Regions from separate parts of the Homo sapiens genome. Here region 2 is linked to region 1. A link is an interaction called in ENCODE POLR2A ChIA-PET data of the cell type or tissue named here. Cell type or tissue: OCI-LY7. All regions are shown on one strand.

Region 1 (2,500 bases):
TGACTAATTTGACTAGCCATTTGTTAGAGGATTACTCATTTTAACTTTTGAGTTCCTTATACTTAAAGTAGCTAAACACATTTTAAATAATCTGTAATACATTAAAATATTAAAAATATGCTTTTCTCATTAAAAATACTATCTTTTACCACTTTTATAAGTAGGGTATTTTACACAGTGATTAAGTATCATTTTAGTTTCCTCTACCTAGGTTTTATAAGCTATTAAAGTTATAGACCATTTATCTGTTAATAATGGCTGCTGCTGCTTTTTATGCTATTTTCCTGAGTGCGTTAAAGGTTATTTTTATTAATTAGCCAATATTTCAGCCCACAGTAAGGGTAAATCCTCTCTAAAAAATTTGGTTTTCAGCCTGCTCAACTCACAAGCGATTAAGAAAAAAACAGTTGTGAGAATTCATTAGTGAAATATTTAAGAAACATGTTTTAAGTCTCTTCCCGAGATTTTTTTTTTTAAAGCATGCTGAGATAGCCTTCTCTCACTTTCTCCCTCTTACTTTCACATGACATATAAGCCAAATGGATCAGTTCTTTTTGACAAAGTGTGCATTGTACTGTCATAATTTGTTTTCATGTTTATTATCTAAATTCGATTTGTGTAGCAGTTTGGTAAAACCCAGATTATATGTATGTCTTTTCACTTTGTTCCTTCTTTCTTCCTGTGGTAATTTACTATAATTGTATTTTCCCAGTAAGTCAGATCATATTAGAGACATTATTCCTTAATTATCAGTAGGTGTCCTTGGAATATTGCTTAGCTCACAGGAAGTGGGTGGGGGGGTTTGTGTATATTTTGTTTTCCTAGAAATTTTTATGTAATTCTAGGTTATTGTCAACAACCTGCTTGTAACCAGACAAAACCTTGCTATTTCAATAAGTCTAAGGCTAGTTGTTCTGTCAAACACGTGTCTTGACAGTGAGTCTCAGTCATGGTGATGCATCAGAAATCATCTGGCGAGCTCTTAAAGCAATACCAGTGCTTTGGTACCGCTAAGGCTGTGATTGAATTGAGCCAGGATGGGCCCTGGTAATGGTAGGCTCTACAAGTTCCTCAGATGATTCCGATATGCAGCTCACCTTGGGATTCGTTGTGTGTTAGAAGGAACTAGGAAGCATCCTCCTACTCAGTGGTTTTCAGCCTTGGCTCACATTGGAATCATCTGGGGGAACTGAACTCTCTAATAGCCATGTCCCTTCCCCAGAGATTTTATTGATTCTCTGGGATACTGGTCTGCACATGCGGATTTAATAAAATAGCCAGGTGATTGTAACATACAGGTAGGTTTGAAAACCACTGACCACCGCTTCTGTTTTTCAGATGAGGAATTTGAGGCCCAAACCAAAGAGATTAGGTGACTTGTCCAAGATCCACAGAACCACAACTAGAACTCAGATCTTCAGACTTGTTATCAAATGTTTTTACCAGGACATCACATATTTTTAAGAAAATGTGGGCTTTGGTATTTCAGATGTACTTTTAAAATTATGTCCCTGGCTGCTTAGTCTAAAAAACAATGTTTATTTTATTTATTTTAATACTGGAAATATGAAAGGACATGACTAAGATCCAGCCATTACCTTAGTTATGACATAAGAGACCTTAGGAGCTGAGAATTAGAAACGTTCATGTATCCTATAACTTGTCCACATTTTCTAGAAGCAAATCAGGCAAATAAATAACCCAACTGAAATTTTCTTAGGTTAGATTAACTCCATGTCACTATTTCTATAGCAGGAATTGTAAATGCCTGTGTTTATAACATGGGTCATTCTCTAGGAGAATGTTTAAAAAAACATTTTATTGTTTTCTGGGTTATAGGGTGAATATTATAGAAATTTTGGAAATATATGAGTATAAATAAAAAAATCACTTGTATGTAATCTTATCATCCAGAGATAACAGCACAAACGTTATGTTGCAAATCAAAATGGTGAAATGCCTTTTTAATGCTTGTTATGCGGGTGTTTTCCAGTTGTGCATAGAATAACTTTATATGAAAGGCACTGAAACACACTTCATGATGCAACTGTTGCCTCATCTATTTAACAAATGGTACTAATTGTGCCTATTTATGTAGTTAATAAAAATGTAAAGATAGCTGAAAAGTAGCTTTTCCATGCTCTAATGTTCTCTTACATAACGTCTACCCAAAATATCCTTGTTTGTTTTTTCCTGCCCTTTGTTTTGCTAATTTGCTTTTTTATTTTGATAATACCCTCTTAATGTTTTTACTTTTTTCTTCATTTTCTTAACTGCAGGGATTTCTTTTTTTTTTTTTTTTTGTTCTTTGTCATTATTTACCATGTGTTTCTTTCTCTCACTGCTATTCATTATTTTCCCATTTCTATTTTTATTATTCTGGTCATTGTTAAACATTTCATTTTTCCATCTAGATACTTTGTTAGATCTTGAAGGATTAGCAACTAATTGTCATCCTTGAGATCTCATCTTAACTTTTAATCAGTATTGATATTTCTTT
Region 2 (2,500 bases), 130 kb after region 1:
TGACTGATTTAAAATAACATATTCAGTACCACCAGCTCTGGATTAAAAGAAACCTATACTTTAGTTAGGGGAAAACTTGTAGCCAAAACACAGTGTTTTCACAGCTTCTTTACAGTTTTCTCCATAATAAGTGGGTGTTGTAGAGCCCAGAGGAACATCATTCACATATATGATTTCAAGCAGTATGAATCCCTATTAGCATTACACTAGAAATGTCTGGAAGAACTTCAAATCACAAACCTTGTTGAAATATCCCCGAATAGCCATTTGCCAGAAGCCTGAACTGGCTTTTACCTAAGTAATAAAAGACTCCTGACTATTACTCTGAGGGCCCAGCTAGCTGTAACATCAAATATTTCAATCTACTCCCTAAATTCTCTTTACAAACACAGTCAACCACAGAAAATAAGATACTTTTTTCCAACATATGTTTGTTCACATGAAGTTCACAGGCCTACCAGGCTGTTCACTAGTTTATTTTACATCAGCAGAGAGACTGAGCTTGCCTTCTAGATGAGGTCTTTCCATTCAACCCTTGAGACTGAATGCATATGCGCCTTTAGGATTCTAATAGCTCTTATTTTGCAGTAATTAATCTGTTTTTATTAAGGCCTTTTTAAGATGACCAAATGGGGTTCTGGTATGATTGCTCTGCCTTATGAATTCAAGTTCTGTTATCACTTATGGCTGTCTAAATAATTGATAGTCATTTATGAATAGGCTTCTATGGAAAGTATATTTCTAAAGAAGTTTAAAATGTAGTTTCATTGATTTTAAAATATCTCCCTTGTTTTCTTATCTAAAAAGTATGTCTGCATGTATATGTATGTCTACATATATAAAGAGCCTTCTAAATGTTTATTCCTCCCAAAGAAAATATTTTATGCTTTTCTTAAAGTTTTTCTAAATGTATAATTGAAATTTAAATATATGAACGTATCATAGGTAGTCCAGATATAAGAAGAGCTTACCAGCCCATGTTAAATTCACATATATCGGTATATAGGACAAACATTTTTGCTAGTAATCTGCTTGTTTCTTTACATGGATGTATTATTCACATGGGGCACATGTCTCTTCTATCTATGTGTGAGGTTTTACAAATTTCTCAGTTTGCTTTTCTCTTGTTGTAAGACATATTGTACTACAGTTTGAATACCATTCTTTGAAAACTAAAAGGCTGTATTAATGAAGTGCACCATTCACTCTTGAGGTGATTTTTCATATTGTTAGTATTTAGAAGGAAGTTCAAGGTAACACTTGAAAACAATGCTTGATTTTAGCACAACTCAAATGTGTTTGAAACCATTAAAAGACCTTATTGCCAAATAAGCCAATCTCATTATAAAATAAAGGAGATCTCATTACAAAATGAATTAATTTCAATACTACCATTAGTTTACTAGCTTAAAGGAGAATTGTTGGAATGTTGAATACATTTTATATTAGGACCAAGTATTCAATAGTTTATCTCTGTTAAGATCTCAATTGGAAATCGTGGCTTCACTTCACGCAAGGGTTGGAATTTTAAGGTAGATTATGTGTCTTTAAGATTTTGTGTTTCAACAAAGGAAATGGCAATGTTGAGTTTTCCCACAGTTTAGCTATGTGAAATACTGGGGCTTACAGACAGCTTCAGTTTGAAAGCCAGAGAACCTAGAGTTGTTTTCCTTACAAATCTAAGATTAAATAACCATTTTCTGGATATATTTAAAACAGTGTATGTGAAGATTTTTTTATTTGTAATTTAGTTTATTAAATCATGTCCTTCTATAGGCAGTATTTCTTTTTTTTTGAGATGGAGTCTCGCTCTGTCGCCCAGGCTGGAGTGCAGTGGCGTGATCTCAGCTCCCAGCAATTTCCACCTCCCAGGTTCAAGTAGTTCTCATGCCTCAGCTTCCCGAGTAGCTGGGATTACAGGCATCCACCATCATGCCCGGCTAATTTTTGTATTTTTAGTAGAGATGGGGTTTCACCATGTTGGCCAGGCTGGTCTCGAACTCCTGACCTTGTGATCTGCCCACCTCAGCCTCCTAAAGTGCTGGGATTACAGGCTTGAGCCACTGCGCGTGGCCAGCAGTATTTCTATAGAGGCAGTAATTCAACCTTATGGCATAAAAATGAATCCCAGAATTAATTGATCCAACTTCTAGTAGAATAACAAAGTTAATCATAATGTGTTTGAGATTTCTTTTATTCCTTGATCAATTAAGTGTATTTATATTTTTTTCTAATTCTGTTATTGTTATAGTTGAGAAGGTCAGTAGTCTAAGAGTTTTGATATCTGTCCCAAGAATTGTCACTGGTTTACTAAGTAAATTTAGACAGTATGTTTCAGATAATATATACAATATTATTTTGTCTAATTAAAATTCGTTAAGTTTGTTAAGCATTTACTATAGTCCTGATGCTTTGCTAAGTATTTTAGAGACAGATATATAATTTTTTTTTTTTTTGAGACGAGTCTCACTCTGTTGCCCAGGCTAGAGTGCAGTGGCAC

The links. ChIA-PET counts read pairs that join two places held together with the same protein. Peaks named below come from ENCODE experiments on the same cell type or tissue, not always from the same donor. Only the 100,000 strongest peaks of a DNase experiment are listed, where the experiment ranks them.
Region 2: POLR2A ChIA-PET joins it to region 1 with 5 read pairs; 2 of 35 experiments call an interaction of 5 or more read pairs at or near these places.

Annotation. Positions count from the first base shown.
Region 1 is chr3:105,798,981-105,801,480 of GRCh38, reverse strand. All of the region lies in intron 3 of CBLB (Cbl proto-oncogene B), which reads left to right. Among named protein-coding and RNA genes, the nearest start is that of CBLB, 69 kb to the left of the region's middle. In OCI-LY7, no CTCF peak of the experiment used is centred here; a DNase peak (open chromatin) is centred at 970; H3K4me3 peaks cover 2,269 bases; H3K27ac peaks cover 2,500 bases.
Region 2 is chr3:105,665,981-105,668,480 of GRCh38, reverse strand. All of the region lies in intron 18 of CBLB (Cbl proto-oncogene B), which reads left to right. Among named protein-coding and RNA genes, the nearest start is that of CBLB, 200 kb to the left of the region's middle. In OCI-LY7, no CTCF peak of the experiment used is centred here; no DNase peak of the experiment used is centred here.